2 separate regions of the Homo sapiens genome follow, and region 1 is linked to region 2. Evidence: chromatin contacts called from ENCODE Hi-C or POLR2A ChIA-PET data. All regions are on one chromosome and are shown on one strand. Each heading gives the region's core, a stretch centred on a gene start or an enhancer-like site at or near the end of the contact. The rest is flanking DNA. Distances are from core to core; before and after follow the strand shown. Region 1 has its middle 45 kb from the start of IDH2. Region 2 overlaps ZNF710 (zinc finger protein 710).

The links. A loop is a pair of places that touch in the nucleus more often than their neighbours do. ChIA-PET counts read pairs that join two places held with the same protein, here RNA polymerase II (POLR2A). Pooled maps may share reads with other maps.
Region 1: a pooled map shows a loop between it and region 2 (2.6-fold over the local background). The contact joins two enhancer-like sites. A Hi-C loop is called at or near these places in 6 of 50 pooled maps. POLR2A ChIA-PET finds 5 or more read pairs at or near these places in 5 of 52 experiments (Panc1, WTC11, activated CD8-positive, alpha-beta memory T cell and 1 more).

Annotation. Positions count from the first base shown.
Region 1 is chr15:90,144,384-90,150,909 of GRCh38, forward strand. No RefSeq gene overlaps it. Among named protein-coding and RNA genes, the nearest start is that of IDH2, 45 kb to the left of the region's middle. RefSeq lists an enhancer at 4,806-5,015. Within about 2 kb of position 4,833, at least 5 of the 41 ENCODE cell types and tissues checked have a DNase peak (open chromatin) inside an H3K27ac peak, as active enhancers do.
Region 2 is chr15:90,067,342-90,073,404 of GRCh38, forward strand. It overlaps ZNF710 (zinc finger protein 710), which reads left to right. Exons shown (of 5, transcript NM_198526.4): 2 at 1-1,254; 3 at 5,730-5,921. Among named protein-coding and RNA genes, the nearest start is that of ZNF710-AS1, 12 kb to the right of the region's middle. Within about 2 kb of position 4,115, at least 11 of the 41 ENCODE cell types and tissues checked have a DNase peak (open chromatin) inside an H3K27ac peak, as active enhancers do.

The sequences.
Region 1 (6,526 bases), core at 3,583-6,082, 78 kb after region 2:
TAAAAGTCCTTTGAGGTCTGGCATGGTGGCTCATGCCTGTAATCCCAACACTTTGGGAGGCCAAGACAGGCAGATCACAAGGACAAGAGTTCGAGACCAGCCTGGCCAACATGGTGAAACCCCGTCTTTACTAAAAATTAAAGAATTAGCCGGGGGTGGTGGCATGCGCCCGTAGTCCCAGCTACTCAGGAGGCTGAGGCAGGAGAATTGCTTGAACCTGGGAGGCAGAAGCTGTAGTGAGCTGAGATCGCACCACTGTACTCCAGCCTGGGCCACAGAGCAAGACTCCATCACCAAAAAAAAAAAAAGAAAAGAAAAAAAAAAAGTCCTTCGAGGCTGGGTGCAGTGGCTCACTCCTGTGATCCCAACACTTTGGGAGGCTGAGGCGGGCGGATCACCTGAGGTTGGGAGTTCAAGACCAACATGACCAACATCGAGAAACTCCATCTTACTAAAAATACAAAATTAGCTGGGTGTGGCAGCACATGCCCGTAATCCGAGCTACTCGGGAGGCTGAGGTAGGAGAATCACTTGAACCCAGAGGCGGAGGTTGCAGTGAGCTGAGATCACGCCATTGCACTCCAGCCTGGGCAACAAGAGTCTCAAAAAAAAAAAAAAAGCCCTTTGGTCTCCCCGCCACTGTGAAATTCTCAGTGGACACATACCTCCCAGGCTCTGCCCTTGCCATTTTGTTTTCTCCCTCCCTCCTCCCTCCTTCACCCTTCATTTCTATGACCATCTTTCCATTTCTTCTTCTCTTTTGGGGTCCCTCGCCCCCAAGTTCCGGTTAACGTTCTCTGTAAAGCCGTTTGATTCCTCCTGTGTTTAAACATCTTCCTTCAACTATGTCCTTAGCACCTCCCCTTCCTCAACAAAAGTGGCTATCAAGATATTTTCCTAAACAAAAACCGGTCTCACCCTGCTAAATGCATTGGAAACTTACCACCTGGTGTATATATTGGCCTCCTGAGCAATTGATTAGTCTGAGTCCACAGCTGGGACCTGGCTCTCCTCTCCACCAGCTGCCAGGCGGAGGGCAGACCCAGGGCCCCAGGGGTGAATTTGTCAGGGCAAAGGCCTCTGTGGGCAGCCTCTTGGCAGCCTGCCAGTAGCCCCTTCTGGCAGCGTCCCACCTCTCCCGGCATCACAGATCAAGCCTCAGAAGAGCAGGGCCTAAGGAGAAAACCCGAGAGTGACGATGGCAAAGAGTGATCACAACACCCCAGGTGGGTGGACTCCGGGGGAACGCAGAGGTACTCGGGCCCAGAGCTGGTGGGAGAGGGGAGGTGATGGGAAACTGGACACCCAGAAAGTCCCACCAGCATGGAAATCCACTGGGGGGCTCAGCACCCCTGGAGAGGCACTGGGAGTTGGGAGGATCAAAGGAAAGACAGGGCTCTCACTGCCGGTGAATAGGACAAGCTGGGAAGGAAACAGACAATGCTTTCCAGGTTGGATTGCCAAGGCAGAGAGGCAAGAGAGGGGATGGAGAGAAGTCTTCAAAACTGCCATTCAAGGCCAGGCACAGTGGCTCTCCACCTGTAATCCCAACACTTTGGGAAGTTGAGGCAGGAGGATCGCTTGAGCCTAGGAGTTTGCGACCAGCCTGGGCAACATAGCAAGACCCCGTCTCTAAAAAAGTAGAAAACTTAGCAGGACATGGTGGTGTATGCCTATAGTCAGAGCTATTCAGAAGGCTGAGGTGAGAGGACTGTGTGAGCCCAGAACATCTAGGCTGCAGTGAGCTGACATCACACCACTACACTCATTCAGCCTGGACGACAAAGTGAGACCCTGTCACAAAAAAAGAAAAAAAAAAAAAACAGGCCAGGCATGGTTGCTCATGCTCATAATCCTAGCACTTTGGGAGTTTAAGGCAGGCAGATTGCCTGAGTTCAGTAGTTTGAGACCAGCCTGGCCAACATGGTGAAACCCGGTCTCTACTAAAAATACAAAAATTAGCCAGGCATGGTGGGGAGCACCTGTAATCCCAGCTACTCAGGAGGCTGAGGCATGAGAATCACTTGAACCTGGGAGGCGGAGGTTGCAGTGAGCTGAGATCGCACCACCGCACTCCAGCCTGGGTGAAAGAACTAGACTCCATTTCAAAACAAAACAAAAACCAAAAAACTGCTCTTCAATAAGCCCTTACCACGTGTCAGGCACTGAACACTGACAGCAGCTAACAATTACACTGACTTACTCCACACCAGGCTTGTTCTAAGCAGCTGCTGTCCAATAAACACATAATGCAAGCCACATAGGTAGTTTTGTTGTTGTTGTTAATGTTTGTTTTTGGGTTTTTTTTGAGATGGAGTTTCACTCTTGTTGCCCAGGCTGGAGTGCAATAGTGTGATCTTGGCTCACCGCAACCTCCGCCTCCCGGGTTCAAGTGACTCTCCTGCCTCAGCCTCCCGAGTAGCTGGGATTACAGGCATGTGCCACCATGCCCGGCTAATTTTGTATTTTTAGTGGAGATGGGGTTTCTCCATGTTGGTCAGGCTGGTCTCAAACTCCAGACCTCAGGTGATCCGCCCGCCTCGGCCTCCCAAAGTGCTAGGATTACAGGCGTGAGCCACTGCGCCTGGCCTAGTAGTTGTTTTTTAATTTATTAATTTACTTTTCACCATGGCAGAAAAGAGCGTAGTTTTAAAAACTCTAGTAGCTGCATTTTTAAAAGTAAAAACAAAAAACCCACTGGTGAAATTAATTGTAATAATATATTCTATTTAGACTGAGTGTGGTGGCTCACTCCTGTCCTCCCAGCAGTTTGGGAGGCTGAGGCAGGCAGATCACTTGAGGTCAGAAGTTCAAGACCAGCCTGGCCAATATGGGGAAAGCCCGTCTCTACCAAAAATACAAAAATTAGCCAGGCGTGATGGCATACGCCTGTAATCCCAGCTACTCAGGAGGCTGAGGCAGAAGAACCGGTTGAAGCCTGGAGGTGGAGGTTGCAGTGAGCCGAGATGGTGCCACTACACTCCAGCCTGGAGGTGGAGGTTGCAGTGAGCCGAGATGGTGCCACTACACTCCAGCCTGGGCAACAGAGTGAGACTCCATCTCAAAAACAAACAAACAAATAATATATTCTATGTATTACAATATATTCTATGTAACCCAATATAATCAATAATTAGGGAGTTATTTTACTTTTTTTTGAGACAGGGTCTCACTCTGTTGCCTAGACTGGAGTGTGGCACGATCACAACTCACTACATCCTTGACCTCCCCTAGGCTCAGGTGATCCTTCCACCTCAGCCTCCCGAGTAGTTGGGACTATAGGCGCGTACCACCAGGCCCTGATAATGTTTTGTATTTTTTGTAAAGATGGGGTTTCACGATGTTGCCCAGGCTGGTCTCAAACTCCTGGACTCAAACAATCCACCCACCTCAGCCTCCCAAAGTGCTGGGATTACAGGTATGAGCTATTGCACCTGGCCTTTTTTGTATGAAGTCTTCAAAATCCGATGTGAATTTATGCATACATCACATTTCAGGGTTTTTTTGTTTGTTTTGTTTTTTTGAGACAGGGTCTCACTCTGTCACCCTGGCTGGAGTGCAGTGGCACAATCATGGCTCACTGCAGCTTTGACCTTCTAAACTCAAGCAGTCCTCCTTCCTCAGCCTCCCGAGTAGCTGAGACTACAGGCACATGCCACCACACCAGGCTAATTTTTAAATTTTTTTTTTTTTTTTTGTAGAGACAGGGTCTCACCATGTTGTCCAGGCTGGTCACAAACTCCTGGGCTCAAGCGATCCTCCCGCCTCAGCTTCTCAAACTGTTGGGATTACAGGTGTGAGCCACTGTGCCTGGCCTCCCGACTCAGCCTCCCAAAGTGTTGGGATTACAGGCGCGAGCACCACGCAGGGTACATCTCAGTTTAGACAAACCACGTTTTCTTTTTGTTTTACTTTTTCTTTTTTTTTTTTGAGATGGAGTCTCGCATTGTTACGATCTCAGCTCACTGCAACCTCCGCCTCCCAGGTTCAAGCAATTCTCCTTGCCTCAGCCTCCCAAGTAGCTGGGATAGACAAGCCACATTTCAAGTGCTCAGTAGGTACTGTGGCTGATGGCTACACTATTAGATGCAGCTGTCTAAGTGCTTTAGCTGTGTTAGTCCTCACAACTGTGCTTTTGTTATCCTCATTTTACAGATGAGAAAATTTACACAGAAAGTGCTTCAGCACTTTGCCCATTGCTACCCAGAAAGAAAAGGGCTGAGCTGGAATCTGAGCCACCAAGGTCAGCCAACTGAGGGTCCACAGTCTGGTGTCCTAACAACTGTGCTATGCTGTCAGCTTCACAAATCTCATCTCCCATAGGAGGTCATCAAAAAGCTGCTTGCAGCTGGGTGCAGTGGCTCACACCTGTAATCCCGGCACTTTGGGAGGCCGAGGCAGGCAGACCACTTGAGGTCAGGAGTTCAAGACCAGCCTGGCCAACATGGTGAAACCCCATCTCTACTAAAAATACAAAAATTAGCCAGGTGTGGTGGTGCGTGCCTGTAGTCTCAGCTACTTGGGAGGCTGAAGCAGGAGAATCTGCTTGAACCCTGGAGGCGGAGGTTGCAGCAAGCCAAGATTGCGCCACTGCACTCCAGCCTGGGTGACAGAGCAAGACTCTATCTCAAAAAGAAAGAAAGAAAGAAAGAGAGAGAGAGGAAGGAAGGAAGGAAGGAGGGAAGAAAGAAAGAAAGAAAACAATAATCCAATATATAGGCAAGAGCCCTTACTTCTCTACTACTTACAGTCTAGTGTTCAGAGAATGTAGGAGTGAGCCCAGAGAGCTTCCCAAGCCTACCATGTCGTCACTGCCTACAAGAGTCCCTGAAGATGGCCACACAAAACCCTGGGGCTTACTCATACATGTTCACAGTTTCATTTTCTTATCATATTGGTCAGTTTCATCTACACTGGAACGTGGTTCCACCTATCTTTCTGTTCTCTGATAAGCTTCAGCTCAAGGGGAAACATTTCTGGGGCCACAGGTTCTGTTGCCTGCCTCTGCAAAGAGCACATTACGCAAAGCAGATGTTCTGTGCCCAATTCAGTCTCTGCTATCAGAAAAGCTGTGTTCAGAGCCACATGGAGCCTGCAGCCTCCTGCTTTGCGGGAATGTTTGTGTAAAGGTTCCTGGCTTTCTCTTTGTTTACATCTGACTGTTTACCTTTCAGTCCCATCTCGTCTTCTGCTCAGTGAACAGTTTTTGCACTGGCAGGAGCCAGGTCGAACAGTTCCATAAACTGCTTTTTTATGGTTCTCAGTAGAGCAGAGGTTTGAAATTAGAGAACCTGAATGTTGGCTCAAGGAGGACACAAACTCCCTGAATTAGTGTCCAAATCTATGTGTGTGTGTGTGTGTGTGTGTGTGTGTTTGTGTCTTTCTAGGGGGTGGTTCCTTATTCTCATTGGATTTCCAAAGGGGTCTGGAACCCACAACAGGGTCAGAACACCTGGGTATATGGTGGGCCCCAAGGGGCCACCAAATGGAACGTTCTGCCGTCTGCTCTTTGGAATATTCTTCTGGCCAAGAGCCACCACTTCCCTGACTCCGGCCTTTCTCTTCCCCACTGTCACCAACAGGGGATATAGGCTTTCTATTGGGCACCACTCCTCACTGAGAACTGCTCTCAGGGCTTTCTGAGCCTGTTGGTGTGACTGCGGTGGTGGCAGCTTGCAGGAGAGACACCTCACTCTTTGCTTTGTGGGATCCTCTGCTTGGTCCCTGACTCACAGACTGAAGCTCAAATTCTAGCCACGCACCAAAAAGTGACCGACAGCCGGGCGCGGTGGCTCGTGCCTATAATCCCAGCACTTTGGGAGGCCGAGGCGGGCGTTTCACCATGTTGGCCAGGCTGGTCCCAAACTCCTGACCATTGCATTTGTTTGCAATGTAATTTGCAAACAAATTTGGTAGGCTGCCATAACAAAAGTTCCACAGACTGGGTGGCTTAAACCGTAGACATTTAGCTTCTTACAATTCTAGAGTCCAGAAGTTCACAATCAAGGTGTCTGCAGAGCTGATTTATTCTGAGGTGTCTCTCTTTGGCTTGCAGATGGCCATTTTCTCCTTGTGTCCTCACATTTTTCCCTCTTGCATGTCTGTGTCCTAATCTTCTCTTCCCTTTTATTTTTTTGAGGCAGAGTTTTGCTCTTGTTGCCCAGGCTGGAGTGTAATGGCGTGATCTCGGCGCACTGCAACCTCTGCCTCCCGGGTTCAAGCGATTCTCCTCCCTTAGTCTCCCAAGTAGCTGGGATTACAGGCATGCACCACTACACCCGGCTAATTTTGAATTTTTAATAGAGACGGGGTTTCACCAGGTGGTCAGTCTGGTCTCAACTCCTGATCTCAAGTGATCCGCCCGCCTCAGCCTCCCAAAGTCCTGGGATTACAGGCATGAGCCACCGTGCCTGGCCCTGCCTAATCTTCTCTTCTTATAAGGACAGCCATCCTACTGGATTAGGGCCCACCCTAAGGACCTCATTTTAACTTAATTACCTCTTTAAAGACTTTACCTACAAATACA
Region 2 (6,063 bases), core at 2,865-5,364:
CTGGCCTGCAACGGGAGGGCCTTGGAGGAGCCGGCGGAGGAGGAGGTGCTGGAGGTGGAGGCAGCCTGTGAGAAGCACACCCGGCGGAAGACGCGGCCACCTGTGCGGTTGGTGCCCAAGGTCAAGTTCGAGAAGGTGGAGGAGGAGGAACAGGAGGTCTATGAGGTTTCTGTGCCAGGTGACGACAAGGACGCAGGGCCAGCAGAAGCCCCCGCCGAGGCGGCCAGTGGCGGCTGCGACGCCCTGGTGCAGAGCAGCGCCGTCAAGATGATCGACCTCAGCGCCTTCAGCCGCAAGCCCCGGACGCTCCGGCATCTGCCCCGAACCCCGAGGCCGGAGCTGAACGTGGCCCCATATGACCCTCACTTCCCGGCCCCGGCCCGGGATGGCTTCCCCGAGCCCAGCATGGCGCTGCCTGGGCCAGAGGCCTTGCCCACAGAGTGTGGGTTCGAGCCACCCCACCTGGCCCCCCTGAGTGACCCCGAGGCCCCCAGCATGGAGTCCCCGGAGCCTGTCAAGCCGGAACAGGGCTTCGTGTGGCAGGAGGCCAGTGAGTTCGAGGCTGACACGGCGGGTTCGACCGTGGAACGCCACAAGAAGGCCCAGCTGGATCGGCTGGACATCAACGTGCAGATTGACGACTCCTATCTGGTGGAGGCGGGCGACCGCCAGAAGCGCTGGCAGTGCCGCATGTGCGAGAAGTCCTACACGTCCAAGTACAACCTGGTGACGCACATCCTGGGCCACAACGGCATCAAGCCACACTCGTGCCCACACTGCAGCAAGCTCTTCAAGCAGCCCAGCCACCTGCAGACGCACCTGCTGACGCACCAGGGCACCCGGCCCCACAAGTGCCAGGTATGCCACAAGGCCTTCACGCAGACCAGCCACCTCAAGCGCCACATGCTGCTGCACTCGGAGGTCAAGCCCTACAGCTGCCACTTCTGCGGCCGCGGCTTCGCCTACCCCAGCGAGCTCAAGGCCCACGAAGTGAAGCATGAGAGTGGCCGCTGCCATGTCTGCGTCGAGTGCGGCCTGGACTTCTCCACCCTGACCCAGCTCAAGCGCCACCTGGCCTCCCACCAGGGCCCCACCCTCTACCAGTGCCTCGAGTGTGACAAGTCCTTCCACTACCGCAGCCAGTTGCAGAACCACATGCTCAAGCACCAGAACGTGCGACCCTTCGTGTGCACTGAATGCGGCATGGAGTTCAGCCAGATTCACCACCTCAAGCAGCACTCCCTCACCCACAAGGTAAGGCCGTTCCCAGGGCCTGGGCATCTGCCTGCCCCTCCTGCCACTTTTTCATCCAGTACTTTCCAAAGTCCCAGATGGGACCATTTAGGTGGTCTCCTAGTTTTATCGTTACGTACTTATTTTGATGAGTATTAGAAATCAATTAGTATTAGAAACTAATTGAAATTAGTTTTTTAAGTAGTAAAGCTTTATGCATTCAAAAACATGTATTTGGCCAGGCACAATGGCTCATGCCTGTAATCCCAGCGCTTTGGGAGGCCAAGGCAGGCAGATTGCTTGAGTCCTGGGGTTTGAGACCAGCCTGGGCAAAATAATGAGACCCCATCGCTACAAAAAAATTTAAACATGGCTAGGCGTGATGGCTCATGCCTGTAATCCCAGCACTTTGCGAGGCCAAGGCGGGCAGATCACCTGAGGTCAGGAGTTCAAGACCAGCCTTGCCAATGTGGTGAAACCCTGTCTCTACTAAAAATACAAAAATTAGCTGGGTGTGGTGGTGGATGCCTGTAATCCCAGCTACTTGGGAGGCTGAGGCAAGAGAATTGCTTCAACCCGGGAGGCAGAGGTTGCAGTCAGCCGAGACCACACCATTGCACTCCAGCCTGGGCAACAGGAGCAAAACTCCATCTCAAAAAAAAAAAAAAAAAAAAAATTTAAACATTAGCCGGGTGTGGTGGCATACACCTATAGTCCCAGCTACTTGGAAGGCTAAGGTGGGAGGAACACCTGAGCCTGAGAGGCTGAGGTTGCAGTGAGCTGAAATCACGATACTGCACTTCAGCCTGGGCAACCAGACTGAGACCCTGTCTCCAAAAAAAAAAAATCATTTTTATAACCCCTGCAAGACCCAAGGAACACAGTTTGAGGATCACTGAAGTATCTTACCCTCCCTATTTTCTAGATGGGAGGACAGAGGCCAGAGAGAGGCCAGGATGCAACAGGGAGGCGTCCTGGCTCAGTGGTCAGAAGTACAGAGGGTGTCCTTTGTTCCTTGTCATTACAAAAGCAAATCAAAACCTGTGACTTCCCTTTAAGAACAGGCTAAATATATTTAATTTTCAAAGCAGAGAAGATGTAAGGAAAAATATTTGTTATGGAAAAGTACAGGTAGTTCTAGAATATGGCTAAACTAGGCACAGTGGCTCGGGAAGGCAGAAATTGAGCAGCACTTTCTAATCTACCATGTCCCTAAACCCAGCCTTGACCCGTACTCCCCTGCCCTCCATTCCCCGCCTTCAGCCACCAGCCTCCCCGCTTTTCAGCCAATATCACCTCCTCTGAGAGGCCCTCATATCCGGGTAGGTGGAATGAGGCCCCTTGGGTCCCACAATCCCACTCTGGTACTTGGCTGCCCCATGGTTTCCACCGAAATCCCACCAACTTTACCCTTCAAAGCTGAATGTACATAGAGCTTCCTCTCCCCATAACGGTGGCCTATGAGTGATACTCCAGGTCAAACTTGTGACCCTGTCTCTCACGGTAGACACTATAGGGAGTTGGGGAGCTGTTAATACCCTGCCAGGCCTAGAAACCAGCAATTTGTAGGTTTCATTGCAGAGGCTCCTGCAGTCAACTGCTAGTAGCTGCCTAAAATGTAATGTCAAGAAAGAGTCTAGCCAGGCATGGTGCTGCACACCTGTAGTCCCAGTTACTCAGGAGGCTGAGGTGGGAAGTTTGCTTGAACCCAGGAGTTTGAGGCTATGATTGCTCCTATTAATAGCCACTGCACTCTAGCCTGGGCAACATAGCAAGACATTTTTTTTTTTTTAAGAAAAAAAAAAAGGAAGAATTCTGGGCTGGATGCAATGGCTAACAGTAATCCCAACACTTTGGGAGGCTGAGGCAGGAGAATCACTTGAGCCCAGGAGTTTGAGACCAGCCTGGCTAACATAGTGAAACCCTGGCTCTACTAAAAATATTTTTTAAAAATAGCTGAGTGTGGTGGTGTGCACCTGTAGTCCCAGCTTGAACCCAGGAGGCAGAGATTCCAGTGAGCCGAGATCACACCACTGTGCTCCAGCCCAGGTGACAGAGCAAGACTCTATCTCAAAAAAAAGAAAAAAATCAAAAAATTAGCCAGGCATGGTGGCACACACCTGTGGTCCAGCTACACATGAGACTGAAGCAGGAGGATTGCTTGAGCCCAGGAGGTCAAGGCTGCAGTGAGCTGTGATTGCGCCACTGCACTCCAGTCTGGGCAACAGAGCAAGACTCTGTCTCCAAAAAGAGAAAAGGATTCTGAAACTGAATCTAGGCTTGGCAATAAAACCCTATGATGGATTGTTAATGTCTGCAAGGAGTGATTGTGCAGGGTGACAGCATATATGCTATATATTTGCCATCTTTCTCCTCTACTGGGGGACTTAAAAATCCCAAGTCCAGGGCCTGGCACAGTGGCTCACGCCTGTAATCCCAGCACTTTAGGAGGCCGAGGCGGGCAGATCACAAGGTCAGGAGTTCGAGGCCAACCTGGCCAACATGGTGAAGCCCCGTCTCTACTAAAAATACAAAAATTAGTTGGGCGTGGTGGTGGGCGCCTGTAGTCCCAGCTACTCGGGAGGCTGAGGCAGGAGAATTGCTTGAACCCGGGAGGCAGAGGTTGCAGTGAGCCAAGACCGTGCCGCTGTACTCTAGCCTGGGCAACAAAAGCAAGACTCTGTCTTAAAAAAAAAAAAAAAATCCCAAGTCCACAGAGTGTTAATACTGTGAAGAAAAGCTGAAAGCAAAAACCAAAGGCTAATAAAACTGGAAATGTCCCTATTATCAGCCTAAATTTGTACAATGTGCACATCATGTGTTTATAAAAGAAACTCCTGAATGGCAGGGCCCCCTGGTGGTCATACACATCTGCGATGTGTCAGGAGGGGGTATACAGCACAAGACACAGTCCCTGCTGCTAAGAGACATAGACACGGGAACCATTAAGTTATAATACAAAGTTTTTATACCAAACAAGCAGTTAAGACAGCAGCTGTGACCACAGACACATGTCCCACTGGGTTCCTACTAAATTACTAACTCATCAAAAAGAAAACAGCTCCCAACTTAAAAAAAATTTCTTTTATTTATTTATTTTTACTCTTTTTTTTTTTTTTTTTGAGACGGAGGCTTACTCTGTCACCCAAGCTGGAGTGCAGTGGTGTGATCTCAGCTCACTGCAACCTCCGCCTCCTGGGTTTAAGCAATTCTACTGCCTCAGCCTCCTGAGTAGCTGGGATTACAGGCGCATACCACGCTCAGCTAATTATTGTATTTTTAGTAGAGATAGGGTTTCACCATGTTGGCCAGCCTGGTCTCGAACTCCTGACCTTGTGATCTGCCCACCTTAGCCTCCCAAAGTGCTGGGATTACAGGCATGAGCCACCGTGCCCGGCCTTTTTCAAATTTTAGAGATAGGGTCTTGCTATGTTGTCCACACTAGTCTTGAGTTCCTGGCCTCAGGTGATCCTCTTGCCTCAGCCTCCCAAAATGCTGGGATTACAGGTGTGAGCCACCGTGCCCAGCCCAGCTCCCAGCTTTTATCCTAATTTTCCTCCATGGATAATAAATTGGACCCCTTTGCACACAACACCCTGTCCTGCTCTGGGAGTGACCTCCAAACCGTAGAAAAGAAAGTTCACAGTCCAAACCAGTGGGTTTTCTCCTGGAATCCATGTCTCCTGGGGGTGAATAGCCCAAAGTCCATCAATGATAAGAATCATCTGGGGGCCCTGTTGAGAATAAAAATTCCTGGGCCCATCCCAGGCCCCATGAATTAGACCCTCCAGGGAGCGGCCTGCAAGGCTGTATGTTGGATGAGAACTACAGGTGGCTGTTATCACCAGGGAAATTAGGAAAACACTTTCAAGAGATGAGTGGATAGGCTCTGGGAGTTTGAGACCCTTCGAAATTCTACATAGACCTAAGTGCCATTTTTGGGGGGGTGTCCATAGCTTCAATCATATTATCAAAAGGGTCTGAACCAAAAAGGCCACCAAGAGACAGCATGGAGGATAAAAACACATACACGTGTCCTTGATCTGATGAAATAGTCCACAGACAGCGGGCAGACCCTGTGTCTTCTTGGCGACAGACCCCTGCCGCCTAGTGTGGTACTGGCTTGGAGCAGGTGCCCGGTAAATGGTTGTTGAATGAATGAATGAATGAGCACACATTTGCCTTAGTGCACTAGTACAGACCTTATGTACACATCCACCCTGGGGGCAGGAGACAGCAGGTATCTGGATCGTTACAGTAAAGCACAGCCTATTTCTATTACTGAAAGGCTTCCTGGAGTAAGTGGCTCTGCCCCCACATTCTTCGGTGGTTTTAAACAAGTGTTACCTATTTTGGAATACCCTCAAAAAGAGACATTTCCCAGAAAGTGTGCCTTTGTGATGCTATGGCCCTGCCCCTACCCGGCTCCCCACAAAGGGTCACTGCCAGAGGCTGTGCCCATTGTGTGGCCCTGACCATCACCCCCCACCCCACAGGGCGTGAAGGAGTTCAAGTGCGAGGTGTGTGGCCGGGAGTTCACCCTACAGGCGAACATGAAGCGGCACATGCTGATCCACACCAGCGTCCGGCCCTACCAGTGCCACATCTGCTTCAAGACCTTTGTACAGAAGCAGACTCTCAAGACCCACATGATTGTACACTCGCCCGTGAAGCCATTCAAATGCAAGGTACCCGGTCATCAGGCCCCGGGGCTGGGACCTCCCCGAGGGTGGTCTGGAATCAGCATGCCTGCAGCAGCTGTGGCCCACCAAGCGCCAGCCTGGCCAGTGCGGGCAAGAGGAGCCCCGGCTGGGTGAAACTTAGCCTGGG